2 separate regions of the Homo sapiens genome follow, and region 1 is linked to region 2. The links are chromatin loops, found by intact Hi-C in ENCODE. Cell type or tissue: heart left ventricle. All regions are shown on one strand. Each heading gives the region's core, and the rest is flanking DNA. Links, peaks and the distances in the headings are about the cores only. Region 1 overlaps DOCK3 (dedicator of cytokinesis 3). Region 2 overlaps MAPKAPK3 (MAPK activated protein kinase 3).

Evidence for each region. Peaks named below come from ENCODE experiments on the same cell type or tissue, not always from the same donor. Only the 100,000 strongest peaks of a DNase experiment are listed, where the experiment ranks them.
Region 1: a loop joins it to region 2, with 8 times the contacts of the local background. A loop is called at or near these places in 5 of 110 quality-filtered maps.

The regions. Positions count from the first base shown.
Region 1 is chr3:50,682,491-50,690,825 of GRCh38, reverse strand. The region is part of intron 1 of DOCK3 (dedicator of cytokinesis 3); the gene reads right to left. It also overlaps the pseudogene PPIAP69. Among named protein-coding and RNA genes, the nearest start is that of MIR4787, 12 kb to the right of the region's middle. In heart left ventricle, for the core only: no CTCF peak of the experiment used is centred there; no DNase peak of the experiment used is centred there; H3K27ac peaks cover 769 bases.
Region 2 is chr3:50,633,867-50,642,201 of GRCh38, reverse strand. It overlaps MAPKAPK3 (MAPK activated protein kinase 3), which reads right to left. Exons shown (of 11, transcript NM_001243925.2): 3 at 1,697-1,836; 4 at 431-495. Among named protein-coding and RNA genes, the nearest start is that of MAPKAPK3, 21 kb to the right of the region's middle. In heart left ventricle, for the core only: no CTCF peak of the experiment used is centred there; no DNase peak of the experiment used is centred there; H3K27ac peaks cover 3,583 bases.

The sequences.
Region 1 (8,335 bases), core at 52-8,051, 49 kb before region 2:
ACTAAGAATACAAAAATTAGCCAGGCATGGTGGTGCCTGCCTGTAGTCCCAGCTACTCGGGAGGCTGAGGCAGGAGAATCACTTGAACCCAGGAGGCAGAGGTTGCAGTGAGCCGAGATCACACCACTGCACTCCAGCCTGGGCAACACAGCGAGATTCTGTCTCAAAATAATGAATGAATGAATGAATGAATGAATGAACGAACGAACGAATGAATGAATGTAGAACAGTAGTTGCCAGGGGTTGGGGGTGAGGGGGAATAAAGAGTTTTCATTTAACTGGTGTAGAATTTCAGTATGGGATGACGAAAAAATTCCAGAGATAGACAGTGGATGACAGTTACACAACAATGTGAACATACTTAATGCCATGGAACTATATACTTCAAAATGGGCAGGGCACAATGGCTCATGCCTGTAACTCCAGCTTTCTGGGAGGCCAAGGTAGAAGGGTCTCTTGAGGCCAAGGGTTTGAGACCAGCCTAGGCAACATGGCAAGACCCCATCCATACAAAAAATTTAAAAAATCAGCCAGGCATGGTGGCACATGCCTATAGTACTAGCTACTGGTGAGGCTGAGGCAGAGGATCACTTGAGCCCAAGAGTTTGAGACTACAGTGAACTATAACTGCATCACTGCACTCCAGCCTGGGAGAGAGAGCAAGACCTTGTCTCCAAAAAAAAAAAAAAAGGTAAAAATAGCAAATTTTATGTTACGTACGTTTTGCCACAATAAAAATAAATTATAAACAACCATAGGGGAAAAGCTTCATGATCCTGACTTTGGCAACAGTTTCGTAGCATGACACCACAAGTACAAACAAAAGAAAAAAAACAGATAAATTGGACTTCATCAAAATTTAAAATTTTTGTACATCTAGAGACACCACCAAGTGAGTGAAAAGACAACCACAGAATGGGAGAAATATTTCCAAGTCACCTATCTGATAAAGCAGGGCTCCCCAACCCTGCTTTATCCCCGTTAGGAACCAGGCCACACAGCAGGAGGTGAGCAGTGGGTAAAGAAGCAAAGCTTCAACGATATGTATTTACAGCCACTCCCCACTGCTCACATTACCACCTGAGCTCCGCCTCCTGTCAGATCAGCAGCAGCATTAGACGAACCCTGTTGTGAACTGTGCATGCAAGGGATCTAGGTTGCATGCTCCTTATGAGAATCTAATGCCTGGCTGATATGGTTTGGCTGTGTCCCTACCCAAATCGTATCTTGAATTATATCTTCCATAATCCCCCATGTGTCGTGGGAGGGACCTGGTGGGAGGTAATTGAATCATGGGACTGGTTACCCCCATGCTGCCATTCTCATGAAGATGTGATGGTGAGTTCTCACAAGATCTCATGGTTTCACAAGGGGCTTTTCCCCCTTTTGCTTGGCACTTCTCCTTGCTGTTGCCATGTGAAGAAGGACATGTTTGCTTCCCCTTCTGCCATGATTGTAAGTTTCCTGAGGCCTCCCCAGGCATGTTGAACTATAAGTCAATTAAACCTCTTTCCTTTATAAATCATCCAGTCTCAGGTATGTCTTTATTAGCACCGTGAGTACAGACTAATACACTGATGATCCGAGGTGAAGCTGAGGCAATGATGCTGGTACTGGGAAGCAGCTGCAAATACAGATTAACATTAGCAGAGAGGTTTGACAATCAATTGCTTGCAGACTCATCTGAAACCCTATCAGTGAGTGGCAAGTGACAATTAAGCTGCATCAGATGGCACGCTTTACAGTGGCAAGTGAGTTAATGTACTTAACACAGCTGTATCTGGTGGCAGGCTTTAAGTCACAATCCGACACTTAATTTACTCCTCGAATAGCCCACGCATTATTTTATTTACAGTCCATGCCTCTTTCCCACATGGTGCACTTGTCTCAGTCACAGTTTTGGTAAGCCCACAAGCTAGCTCTAGGCAAAATGAGTAAAAAACAAACATCACTGGAGAGCTTCTTTGAAAAGGGGGGAAGACTCAATGATGAGACAGCAGAAGACTCTAAGACATTCTAAGAATGCCAACAATAAAGAAAGCTGCATTTAAAAGAAAATACCGGCCAGGCATGGTGGCTCATACCTGTAATCCCAGCACTTTAAGAGGCCAAGGTGGGTGGGATCACCTGAGGTCAGGAGTTTGAGACCAGCCTAGCCAACATGGTGAAACTCTGTCTCTACTAAAAATACAAAAATTAGTCAGGCTTGGTGGCATGCGCCTATAATCCCAGCTACTCAGGAGGCTGAGCCAGGAGAATCGCTTGAACCCAGGAGGCAGAGGTTGCAGCGAGCCGAGATTGCACCACTGCACGCCAGCCTGGGCAACAGAGCAAGACTCCATCTCACAAAATAATTAATTAATTAATGAAAATACCAAGAGTCCTACTTAAATTACGGGTTCATTGCAACAAATGATTCACATTCTCCAAGTGCTTTGTATAAAATGTGGCAACCGGTTATCCAACAAAGCCATGAAACCTTCAAAACTGTCTCACCACATGGAGACCAAGCACCCTGCATTAAAAGACAAGCCTTTGGAGTTTTTCAAAAGAAAAAAAATGAAACACTAAGAACAGAAGCAATTATTGAAGGCCACCACTTCATCAAATGTGTCTGCACTTGAGACACATTCTTAGTGGCTAACCACATCGCTAAAACTAAGAAGCCCTTTACTATTGGTGAAGAGTTGATCCTGCCTGCTGCTGAGGACATTTGTCATGAACTTTTAGGAGAGGCTGCAGTTCAAAATGTGGCACATGTTCCTCTTTCGGCTAGTACTATAATTAGACAAATAAATAAAATAGCAGAAGATATTGAGGTACAATTGTAAGAGAGGATTGAGTCACTGTAGTATGCAATCCAGGTTGACAAGTCCAGCAATGTTGACAAGGCAACAGTGCTTGCTTTTGTGCGATATATTTTCAGGAGGATGCACATGAGGATATGTTGTGTGCACCTTTGTTGCCAACTAGCACCACAGCTGCAGAACTATTCAAGTCTTTGAATGATTACATATCAGGAAAACTAAACTGGTCATTTTGTGTCAGTATATGCATAGATGGAATGGCTGCCATGACTGGACAGCTTTCTAATTTCACTACTCAGGTCAAAGAGGTCACTTCAGAATGTAAGTCTATGCACGGTGTCAAAAAATGACAAAAAATGTCGCCTGAACTTAACAACATTTTACAGGATGTGATTAAAATTATCAACCACATTAAAGTACATGCCCTTAGCTCATTCTATTTGCACAGCTCTGTGAGGAAATGGACGCAGAGCATACATGTCTTCTCTTACACACAGAAGTGAGATGACTTTCTAAAGGTAGATCACTGGCCAGAGTTTTTGAGTTATGAAAGCAGCTCCAGTGATTTCTTTTAGAAAAACAGTCAGTCACTACTGGCAGCACATTTCAGTGACGCAGAATGGGTCACAAACTGCTTACTTGTGTGACATATTCAACCTGCTCAATCTGTCACTTCAAGGGAGAACAACAACTGTGTTCAAATCACCAGATAAAGTGGCTGCATTCGAAGCCAAACTGGAATAATGAGGGCGATGAGTCAACACTGGGATTTAGCAGAGATTTTTTTTTCTTTTTTTTTTTCTGTGATGGACTCTCACCCTGTTGCCCAGGCTGGAGTGCAGTGGCATGATCTCAGCCCACTGCAACCTCCACCTCCCGGGTTCAAGTGATTCTCTTGCCTCAGCCTCAGCCTCCCGAGTAGCTGGGATTACAGGCATCTGCCACCATGCCCAGCTAATTTCTGTATTTTTAGTAGCGATGGGGTTTCACCATGTTGGCCAGGCTGGTCTCAAACTCCTAACCTCAAGTGATCCTCCCACCTTGGCCTCCCAAAGTGCTGGGATTACAGGAGTGAGCCACTGTGCCCGGCATTTTTTTTTTTTTTTTTTTGAGATGGAGTCTTGCTCTGTTGCCCAGGCTAGAGTGTAGTGGTGTGATTTTGGCTCACTGCAACCTCCACCTCCCAGGTTCAAACGATTCTCCTGCCTCAGCCTCCCCAGTAGCTGGGATTATAGGTGCGTGCCACCACGCCCAGCTAATTTTTGTATTTTTAGTAGAGATGGGGTTTCACCATGATGGCCAGGCTAGTCTCAAACTCCTGACCTCAGGTGATCCACCTGCCTCAGCCTCCGAAAGTGCTGAGATTATAGGTGTGAGCCACCATGCTTGGCGAGCAGAGATTTTACAAGAGACTGAGCCAGGGCCTTCTTTCTCCCAGCTGGTGCATGATCACGTATCTCAGCTTTCAAAAGAGTCTGAGCATTACTTCCAAACCACAAAAGACCCCCAAACTGGGAAGGAATAGATCCACGACCAATCTGTGAATAAACCAGGTGAATTGACTTTGTGCATGCTAGAAGAGGATCAACTGCTTGAGATCACAAATGACAACAGCCTTAATGGTATGTTTGGGACAACTTCAAATCTCCATACATTCTGGATTAGAGTCAAGGCGGAATATCCTGAGATTGCCACAAAAGCACTGAAAAGCCTGCTTCCATTTCCAACATCCTATTTTTGTGCAGCAGAGTTTTCTGCAGTGATGGCAACCAAAGCGAGATTAAGGCATTGACTGGACATAAGCAACACACTTCTGGTGTCACTGCCTTCCGTCACCCCCAGATGGGACCATCTAGTTGCAGGAAAACAAGTTCAGGGCTCCCATTGATTCTACATCATGGTGAGTTGTATAATTATTTCATTATATATTACAATGTAATAAAAATAGAAATAAAGTACACAATAAATGTAATGCACTTGAATCATCCTGAAACCATCCCCTCATCCTGTCCATGGAAAAACTACCTTCCACAAAACCAGTCCCTGGTGTCGAAAAGCTTAGAGACTGCTGTATAAAGGATTAATATCCAAAAAATATAAAGAACTCCTACAAAACAACAAAAAACCAAACAACTCAATTAGAAAATGGGCAAGGCTTTGGAGACACCACTGCCCCCCAAAGCTCCCTGCCACCAGCCACCGTCAACCCCACCATGTTCTAGGCCATGGACAGCCCTTGAGCCACGTCTCCTTTGAGCTGTTTGCAGACAAAGTTCCAAAGACAGCAGAAAACTTCCATGCTCTAACCACTGGAGAAAAAGGATTTGATAATAAGGGTTCCAGCTTTCATATAATTATTCCAGGGTTTTTGTGTCAGAGTGGTGACTTAACATGCCATAATGGTGTGGCAAGTCCAGCTACAAGGAGATCTGATGAGAACTTCATCCTGAAGCATACACTCACTGGAACTAGCAATTTTCCTATAGATGTCAGTGAGGAAGAAACAAATATCCCTGTATTAACATCATAACCGTCATAATCACTTTTTTGTATTAATAATGTCAAATCACTAGAAACTCAGTTAAACAACTGATACTCAAGAAGTGGAACTGGTAGTAGGGGACCTTTTACTTTTGTAAAGAGAGGATTTATTGCTCTCAAGCATGTATCAATTTTGAAATTTTTCAAAATGCAAGTCTGTGGAGGAAATAATGCCCTATTATAACAAAAATGCAGAAAACAAGTACCCTCACTGTCCTGGAGGACAATCTGGCAACAGCTAATTTCAAACAACCAACTGCTCAAAAGTAGGAAAGTAAAGGATAGTATATCTGTATTACAGAACGGCAGTCTTAAAAGAGTGAAGAATCCAGATATTAGAACATGTTCAAAGTATAATAGATTTAAAATAAAAGTAGATTATAAGACAATATAAGCAGTATGGTTCCAAATTTATTTTAAATGCCTACTTAAATGTATATACAATAAAAAAAAAACTAAAAAGATATGACAATATGTTGAAAGGGGTTGTCTGGGTAATGAAAATAAGACATCACCTTTATGTTCTTTTTTGTATTTTTTTTGTATTTACTGACATTTCTGTAATGATATATACGTTATGTAATCAGAAGGAAATGTTACATAGGAAAATAAAAAGCTCAAATGTATTCAAGATACTGAATTCACAATATAGAAAAGACTAGATAAGTCATATTTTAGAAAAAATTCTAACAGAAATAGACAAAATCTCTTCTTGGTGCTCTTAAAGGTTTAACCTTGAGTTCCCTGGAAAAGTCACTCATCCAAAACACAGCATTCCCCAAAGATGTCAAACAAAAGAAGTATTGTCGGGATAAGTTCAAACTGCATCCCAGTTACCTGCTGTAAGATTTGTGGATCACTGTTGTGATGACTGTGAAACTGTAGGTGAGAGAGAGGGATTCATACTGGAATCCTAAGGCTCCCACTCAAAATCTGTCATCTGAACTTAGCCACAGGCACTAAGCCTCTCTAACAGGCTCAAGAAAGAGAAAGGCCAAGGGAAAAAAAGTACACTCATGATGTCACAAATTTCTAACAATCAAATATTATTAGGTTTACAGCCTGCCTTTTAAAATACCATCAGGATTAATAAAACAAAATAAAATTCTTCACTAGGTTGGAATCTTAATTAAGCATTCACCAGTCACTCACCATGAACTAGGTCCTGATGATACAAACATGAAGACAAAGTTCCTTATCCTCAAGAAACTCAGTCCCTGAGGCAGAGATGAAATTAAGCATGATCTAGAAGGATAAATGACATACTAGAGGTTGGTACCAACTGCAGTAGAAGCAGCAATGCTTATTTATATCAGGCAGAGTAGGGAAAGGCATAAAAAAGAGATGACATTTGAGCTTTTTCAGTTAACATTCCCCAAGCAGAGAAAGGGAATCATGGGATTCCAATGATATAACAACACCCTGAGTAAAGCAATAAAGGTAAGAACATTATAGTCCTGTCTGGAAAAGGGTGAGTTGTCCAGCATATCTAGAGTATAGAAAATGTGGAGAGAGACCCGGCATGGTGGCTCACGCCTGTAATCCCAACACTTTGGGAGGTCAAGGCAGGCAGATCACTTGAGGTCAGGAGTTCAAGACCAGCCAAGAGGAGAGGGGAGAGGGAGTGGGTGGGGGGGGGGGAGGAGAGCGGGGAGGGGAGGGGAGAAAAAATGTGGAGAGAATGTCAGAAACAAAACTCTGAGAAAAGTTTAGTGCCACCCTTCCTCCTGTACAGGAAGATGAAAATGAAGTTAACATCTTTTCAATGCTGATATTTCTTTCTCACTCCCCATGCTTTAGTAAGTCCATACAGACTTTTTAGCAGCATCTTTCCCCCTTGTTAAAACACCATAGCCATGAACTAAGGCTAAGGAGCCCATCCTAACCCCAAACATTATCAAGTTCACAAAGGTGGTACGGCTGGCACTATCATAAAATGTTCATACAGATAATCTGCATTCAAATCACAACACTGCAGACACTACTTGTTTATACACTAGACATAATTCCCCTCTAGGACAATAAAATTTTCTTCCTCTCCTGTCCAACATTTTTATTAGCCACTTGGAAAAACATAGAAGACAGGCTTATCAATTGCGTAAAGGTCCAAAGAAAATATAGTAATATCTTGGATCACAAACTTAAGCTTCAAAAAGATTTGACAGGTTGTACTCATGAGCTAAATACAGTGTTAATGTTAACGGAAATATAAAATACTTTTTAAATGAAACTAAAATTTTACATTTCTGTTTAATATCAATCACACAAGTTCAGGATGGAGGGGATATAGCTTGACTTCAGTTCATATAAAATAAAACCTAGAGTTGTTATAAATTCAGTATGAGCAATTAGTGTGAAATGGCACCTCAGAAGTCTCCAAAAAGCAGTCTTTATACCACATTAATAAAAATGTCCAATTCAATGCTACAAATACGTGTGTAAAACCTTCTGCATGCCTGGTTCTGAGGTGCGTCTGCCAAGAATGCAAAGATAGACCAGGCGCGGTGGCTCACGCCTGTAATCCCAACACTTTGGGAGGATCACAGAGTCTTACTCTGTCACCCAGGCTGGAGCGCAATGGCGCGATCTCAGCTCACTACAACCTCCGCCTCCCAGGTTCAAGCAATTCTCCTGCCTCAGCCTTCCGAGCAGCTGGAATTACAGGCGTGCGCCACCATGCCCGGCTAATTTTTATATTTTTAGTAGAGGCAGGGTTTCACTATGTTGACCAGGCTGGTCTCAAACTCCTGACCTCAAGTGATCCACCCACCTAGGCCTCCCAAAGTGTTGGGAATACCGACATAAGCCACTGTGCCTGGCCCAAATAAGAATTTTAAATGTATTTTTTATTGTAGGTCATAGTCAAAAGTTGGAAAGACATTAGTCTAATGAAGAGGATAAAGTAAATATACCACTACAAAATACAAAGTATAACAGGATTTAACAGAATAAAATATATCTGGTTGGAGAAAGAGAGGGGTAGGGCC
Region 2 (8,335 bases), core at 177-8,176:
CCCACCCTATCATCCCTCCTGGACACAGTCTAACAGGCCAGCACAAGACAAGAAGACAGTGACAGCACTCCTGCTATCCAGGTTCTCTATCCCGGGATGTCTACGCCACCCCAGACACCCCAGTTTCCTCCGAGGATACCCCCAACCCATCTAAACTTCTTTCCTCAGTCCTGAGCTACCTCTCCCCAGCTCAACTGCGAGACAGCATCAAGAGGCTTTGAGGCCTCCATCCCAAAGCCATAGAGAGTCCAAGTTCGACAAAGTGTCTCAGACTCAGAGAGTCCCTTGTGGGGATGGACACTGAGTCTCACCCTTTCTTATTCAGATGGGAAGACTGAGAGGAACAGGGTCTTGCCTAGCATCACACACAACGCTCTGGTCCATACCTCTCACCCTGAATCCTCCTGCTGGTCCAGCTACATGCACATACCTCTCTCAGTGAAAGCCTGGTCGCCACGCTCCTGAATCCTGCTGAACAACTCACCACCTTCCATGCTGTAAAAGAGGTGACTATAAGCAGAGAGGGGGAAACTGCACATCATCCTACCCTTGCCCCTGCCCCAAATCATAGGCCCAGGCTTCAGACCCTGCTGCTCCGCTCCTCCCCTACTGAACAGCCACTGTCAGCCTCCCTGTCCCTTGTAGAACCTGGTGCATGGTGGGTTGTCAGCTTAGGTGGGTTGAACTGAACTCTTGGAACTAGAAGAGGGTGGTGGGCTCTGATCCCTGCCAAGAAGCCTGTGTGTTCCCAGTGGCACGGCCCCTACCTGACTGTGAGGGCTTGGGTACTCCCAACCCCATTCAAGTCTCTGTTTCCCCAAATGTGGGATGAGATGTTAATTATCATCATATGACCACTGTTCTCTGGGCACCTACTGTGTGCCATGCCCTGGGATCCACGTTTCATGAGCGCTGTTGTGTGATCCTGGGCTGGTTCTTTCACCTCTCTGTGCCTCAGCTATCTCTTTTGTATAATAGGGATGACAGCACCAACCCCATAGTCATGCAGATTGAATATGCAATACACATGGGCCACTTAGAATGGAGTCAAGCACAGGGTAAATGCTACATTAAGATCTTTCCCACATCTTACATCTGAGTTACAGAGATTCAGAGAGGTTAAGAGCTGCCCACGGTCACATAGCTAGTGGGTAGCAGAGGCAGGATCTGAACCCCAAATCTGAAGAACTGGCTAACCGGTCCAAGGATGGCTGGTGCTGAGCCATGGTGTTACAGGAAGAAGCCCAGGGTGGAAAAGGCCACTGGCTCCTGGTTCTAGGCCCCAAGCACCCAGTTCCTGGTGGGACCATGGGAGCACATACCCAGGTCAAAAGGAGAGAAAGCTGAGGGAACTGCGTGGGTCCTGTTCTTCCCCAAATCCCCCATCCATCCATATTCAGGGATTGGGAGCCTTCTCTGACAGCTCTTCCAGTCCTCCTCACAGAGTAGAAATCACACTCAGGGAGGCCATATTAACCCCTGTGGTTTCTTGCCCACCCTTGAGGGAATGTCCTTATGGCCAACTCCATAGATCCACAGGCAGGGCCTGCGGCTGCCTGCTCCATTGCCCCTCAGGGGCTACAGTGGCACCCAGATCTGCTACCTGAAAAACAAAGAAAGCCCCTAGAAGCGTGGCAGGGAGCCTGAGGGCCACAGGGATGCCGAGGGGGTGTGGAGACAGGGCAGGCCAGCATACCATTCCATGATGATGAGGAGACAGCGCTTGCCATGGTGCATGTTCTCATACACATCCAGGATGCAGACAATATGGGGGCCGCCAGAAGCCTGCCAGTGATGGTCTACCTCCTGCCGGGCCTTGGGGCTGTCATACAGGAGCTGTAGGTGGGTGCACATAGAAAGTGTCAGGCTCAGAGCCCTCTACCATCATTTTGCAGACAAAAACATATAAGCTCTGAGGCCTGTGACCTGCCCCAGGTCACACAGCTTATAAGGAGCAGAATGAGAATTTGAATCTAGGTTTCTCTGACTTGTGGTCCAGTGAGCCTCTGGACTTGAGGGTCAGTCCTGGGCTCAAGCAGCTTGGCAGGTAGTTCAAGGAGTCCGTAGGAGGTGGCTGACTGCTTCGAGGGGCTCAGAGGCCAAAGAAGCCCTTGCTTCCCTTCTCAGATGGAAATTGAGTGGGTTTTATAACCCCACTCTAATCACACAGCAGCCATGGGACCCCAAGCCAGGGGCCACACATCCCTTGAGCCTCATTTTTACCATAAGGATGACACAGCTGTTCCATTTCCTAGGCTAGGGTTGGAAATTGTACATGTAAATTGTACAGGATAGCACCTGGTACATAGTAGGCCCTTGGTGCCTCCCTTGTGATTCTCACCCTGGGCATCTATGAGAAATGTAAGTGTAGAAGCAGAAGGTGCTGGGGAAAGGCTGGGGAGGGGAGAGGGTGCACTAACACGCAAATCTGCCCTACAGGACTCAGCATGATCAGGAGAGTGCTGGAGTGAGAAGGAAGACTTCCTGCAGGAGAGGTTGAGGCCTGTGTCTGTCAATCTATCTCCCACAAAGAAACTGGCCCAGAGTGGAGGGAGACAAGGCCACACTCCTGTAGGGGTAAAAGTAATTAAGACTTCAGATTCTCCAGGAGTGGGCATGAGAACAAAACTCTCACTACCAAGAAAAGTGCTTCTAAAATGAGTTGCTTGGTCATGACCACCCAGTCAGTACCCAGCTCCCAAGGTAACTTTATAGCCTTCCTGGGAGCTGCTATGCAGTACCAGGGCGACAATGTCATCGCACTGTGAGAGAGGTGGGGCCATCTCAAGGTGACCTAGCTGCCCAGCCTCCACCCTCATTCCATGCTTACAGATCACCGGTAAGGACCCAGAGGTAGAGACTGGGGGAAGGGAGGACCCTAGTTGAGGGAGATGACAGCTGAGTGGAGTGAGATGTGGGTTTGGGATTGAATTCCTCCAATGACTCGGTGTGACCTCAGGCATACATTCACAGCTCCAAGCTGCAGCCCACAACTCTGTAAAATGGTATAATAGCAGAGTCATCCCCACAGGGTGCATCCCAGCCAAGGCAAGCATCCAGTGGGCGGGCATCAGGATCCTTGCTCGGGTTAACTCAGCCCTGGACTGTGGCTGCCAACCAGCACCAGAAATGAACAAGGCCTCACAGTGGCCCTGCTGTAGGGGGAGAAGAAGAAGTCAGCATGCATGAGGAGATGGCCCAGAATGGGGACAGCAGGGACAAGCCACCCCCAAAAAGGGTTGCTCACTCAAGGACCATCTGTGACACTGTGTTTCCTAATGGAGGAGGGCTGGGGACCAGGGCTGATGCTCAAGACCGGGGCTCGGATCAGCACTGCTCAGCAGCCATAGGACCCTGGGCTGCCCCAGCCTTAATTTCCTCCTCTGCAGGATGGGGAGAGCCAGGCCACTTTACACAGGGCACTGTTAGGGGCAGGCTCTGTGACCATGCACGCTCTCTAGGTAAAGACAAACTGGGTCAGGGCAGTGTCCCAGAGAGGGGAGAGGCAGGCAGTGGTTTCTCGAGCCTGCTGCCCCTTGGCTGTCCCTCCTTTTCTGGAGCTGCTCCCCTCAACCCTAGCCTGGGAATACAGGCAGTGCAAGGAATACAGAGAGCCAGGGGCTGGACAAGCCCTCTAGCAGCTCTGTGCCCCTGCTCCATTACCCAGAGCAGGCTGGGGGTGTGCGTCAAGGCTGCTGTGGGCAGACACTCCTGCCTGGACACCATGGATCCTTGCTCATGCTGCCCTTGCCTTCCAGAACACCCCTCAGGTTAGTGCCCGCACAATTCCCAATCACCAGCTTCTTTCTCAGCACTGGGACCAGAAAGCTCAGTGCCCCCCACTTGCCTCCACCATGTCCTGTGGCGGCCCTAGCTAGGGGTACCCCAATCCTCAGCCACAGGAGCCAAGAGGTACCATCCTCCCTCCCTGCACCGGGTTCCTTCTTTGCCTCCTCCCCCTCCCCCTGCCTGGTTCTCTCCTCCCCAGTCTGACCTGACCATCTCCTGTCAGGCCTCCCAGGCTGGCTCCCACACTCCCTCCTCACTGCCTGCCTTGTGGCATCTCACTCCCACATCAGAGTCCTCCTCTTCTCTCTTAAAAGTCCAAGCTCACAGCTGGAATGCTTTCATTAGGGTCCTCAGCCCTGCCTCTCCCCTTATGACTCTAATCCACCTGTGGCCACAGACACTTCCTCACATCTTCCAGATAAATGTCCTCCCCCAGCACGCAGGGCTTGCCTTCCTTTCCCACCTCACTTCCTGCCACCTCTGGGCCAAAACCACTTTGTTCTGGCCAGAAAAATATATATGTTGTTCCCAAACAGGCCTTACTCCCCCAGGCCTCTGTGTCTAGGTCTGTGCTGGTCCCTGTCATGTGCATTCTTGCCTCATCCTCTCTGTTGGGTCAACTCCCTCTTTTTGGGGAAACTTCAGGGCTCAATTCAGATCGATCAATCTCTCTCTCTCTCTGTCTCCATCTCTCTCTCTCTCTCTCTCTCTCTCTCTCTTTCTCTCTCTGGAAAGTCCTCCCAGCACCTTTTTTTCTTTTTCTTTTCTTTTTTTTTTTTTTGAGACAGAGTCTTGCTCTGTCACCCAGGCTGGAGTGCAGTGGCACGATCTCGGCTCACTGCAAGCTCCGCCTCCCGGGTTCACGTCATTCTGCCTCAGCCTCCCGAGTAGCTGGGACTACAGGTGCCCGCCACCACGCCCAGCTATTTTTTGCATTTTTAGTGGAGATGGGGTTTCACCGTGTTAGCCAAGATGGTCTCGATCTCCTGACCTCGTGATCCACCCACCCAAAGTGCTGGGATTACAGGTGTGAGCCACCACGCCCGGCCCCTCCCAGCACCTTTCTTACTGGTTTTGCTTCTGTTCCTCCTACCACCCTGGGAGCAGCTTGAGGGCAGAGGCAGGTCAAGTTCACTTGGGGGTCCCTGGCTGGGGCCTGGCAGGAAACACTGGGCTTCCGAGCAAACAAAGGATGGGAGGATGGGCCCAGGACTGGAGGGAGATAGGAGGAGCCAGAGGGAAAGAAGGAGGGCGGTAGATGGCCAAGGAGGGGCTGGAGAGCCTTCCAGCCTGGGCCTGCATCCTGTGCTTTGCTGAGGTAGAGGAGCAGGTGGAGCTGCCCTGAGCTGGAGCCTCTCAAGGCTTCTGCCCCACTGAGTCCATATTTAGGAACCCATTTCCCACATGGATTAAAATAGTCCCTCTACAAACGCCAAAGCCCTGAAAATAGGCATAGGGACAGGGGAGAGGGCCGTCCCCGGAAAATATAATAAACGCCCCACTGGCCTCTCTGCAGAGTACATCACAGGAGCCAGAGCCCTCAGCCTGGGCCCAGGTCCAGCTGCCAAGAAATCCCCTGAGCTGTCTCTCCTGACCCCTTGAGTTGACCCTGAGCCCAAAACCTCCTAGAGCCTCAGTTTTCTCATCTTCCTTCCCCATAGCCAGAGCCTTCTCCTCCAGGCCTCCCCTCAATGTGGTCCACCTCAATGTCATCTCCTCTCAGAAGCCCTCCCTCTTCATCCTTTGTTTTTCTTTCTTTCAATATATGCTTTGTTTATTGAGGTATAATTGACATATAGTAAAATGCCCAGGTCTCAAGGGTCCAATTCAATGAGTTTTGATGATTGCACACACCCTTGGGACCCAAACTTCCATCAAGACAGAAAACATTCCTAGCTCCCCAGAAAGCTCTCACGTCATCGCCCTTTTCACTTCCTGTGCAGCACTTGCTCACAACATACAATTAGCTTGTTCCTTTGATAACTCTTTAAGCAAAAACACACATACAGATATTGTACTTTCAATGTGCCTGGCTCTGTTTGGAGTACTTTATAAACATTAGGAGGAAAGGACTTCATTATCACCACTTTTTGGATGAGAAATTGAGGCACAGAGAGGGGAAGTAACTGGCCCCAAATCACATGGCTGATCCCCCAGCCAGGCCAACACCAGCAGCCTCCCTCATCAGACTGTGGGCCCACAGGGCAGGGCCAGTCTGCCTGGCCACCTCTAGGTCCCAGTACTGGGATACGGGGCCTGACACAGAGCACTAACTCAGGTAATAGTTGTAGATTTTTTTTTTGAGACAGAATCTTGCTCTGTCACCCAGGCTGGAGTGCAGTGACACAGTCACAGCTCACTGCAGCCTTGATCTCCTGGGCTCAATGATTCTCCCACCTCAGCCTCCCAAGTAGCTGGGACCACAGGTGCATGCCACCACACCTGGCTAATTTTTTTTTTTTTTGGTTTTTTTTTTTTTTTTTTTTTTTTTTGGTAGAGACGGGGTTTTATCATGTTGCCCAGGCTGGTCTCGAAATCCTAGGCTCAAGTGATCCTCCTGCCTTGGCTTCTGAAGCACTGAGATTGTAGGCATGAGCCACTGTGCCTATCAATATTTGTAGATTTAATAAATCTATAGAGTAAGGATGAGGGGGAAAACCTCTCACAACCTATCATGAGGACAAGATAAGATTAAATTGGCCAGGCGTGGTGGCTGACGCCTGTAATCCCAGCATTTTGGGAGGCTGAGGCAGGTGTATCACGAGATCAGGAGTTTGAGACCAGCCTGACAAACATGGTGAAACCCCATCTCTACTAAAAATACAAAAATTAGTTAGTGTGGTGGTGTGCGTCTGTAACCCCAGCTACTCAGGAGGCTGAGGCAGAAGAATCACTTGAACCCAGGAGGCGGAGGTTGCAGTGAGCTGAGATCGTGCCACTGCACTACAGCCTAGATGACAGAATGAAACTCCATCTCAAAAAAAAAAAAAAAAAAAAAAAAAAAAAGATTAAATTGAGGAGGCCCCAGTGAGGCTCAACAAATGGGAGACATGACAACCTGGCAAACTTTCTCCCTGCTGCCCAAGGGCAGCCTGTACCTCACCTACCCTCTCTGTTGAACCAGGCTTTACCTCCTCTTCCAGGGAGCCCATCATGACTGCTCCATTCCACAAGGCATTTCTGCAAGTTGGCCTCCTTCACATAGGTACATGACTCCACACTATTCTTCACAAAAGATGTCCCAAAGTAAGAGCTCCATCTTCCCAGGCATGAGAATGAGCACAGGGCCAGGACACAGGAGGCCCAGGTTCTATGCCTATTCTCAGTATGACCTTAGGCCAGTCCCTTTTCCTCTCTGGGCCTCTGTTTCCCCAAAGTTAAGCTGTAGGGCTTGGGCTATATAGGGTGGGGGAGATAAGTGGGTAACAAGGCAGACTTCTAGACAGGCGTTCCTTGCAAAGTACCTACCATAGTACCACTCCCACATCATTGCCCCCATGGAGCAGCCTCTGGGTCCCCATGGCCTCCATATCCACATGCCTGAGCCCACTGGGGGCTACCTGAAATGGGCAATGATGTCATGGTTCCCAGTCACAGCTGGGAAGACAAGAAGATAGGAAGGGGCTAAGCACGGTGGCTTACGCCTGTAATCCTAACATTTTGGGAGACCGAGGCGGGAGGATCACCTGAGGTCAGGAGTTTGAGACCAACCTGGCCAACATGGTGAAACCCCATCTCTACTAAAAATACAAAAAAATTAGCTGGGTGTGGTGGTACGCACCTGTAATCCCAGCTACTTGGAAGGCTGAGGCAGGAGAATGGCTTGAACCCGGGAAGTGGAGGTTGCAGTGAGCCGAGATCGCATCATTGCACTCCAGCCTGGGCAAGAAAATAAGACTTTGCCTCAGAAAAAAAAAAAAAGAAGAAGAAGATAGGAGGGGATTTCTGACAACCCAACGGGCCCCCACCCTTGCCTCATTCCTCTCCTATGTTCCCTGAGCTCCCCAGGGGTCCACCAGAACTGGAGGGTCTGTGATGGCACTTGGGCAGCTCCACAGCTCCAGCTAGTGCCCAATAGGTACACACAGACACACATTCACACACACACACAGACGTACACATACACACACCCCTGTGAGGTGGAAACTGGGCTTCTTCCTGAGGAAGGGGATTCCTGGCCATGCACCTGAGGTGTGGGTCCCCACTGAAGCTCAACAAGCATTGAATTTGAGATGATGTTTCCTTTAGCGAGTGACCACAGGCCTCAGGCTCTGATATACTGGTTTTCACTTTCCCTTCTCCCCTCATCCTCCTTTGCCAAATTCTCTCTCTTGCCCCCAGAGCCAGCAGCCAGAAGGCCAAGACCCCTACTGACTTCACCAGCTAGTGAGCCCCAGCAAAATTTGAGAGCAGAAGGGCCCGTGCCCCTCTAGCATCACCAGGTGGAATGTGGGGGCCTCAAAACAGGCCAGGCCCCTCACTATCACCACTATATCCCTTTCCACCCAAGGACAGGGTTTACTTGTGGGTGGAGGAATTCTTGAGT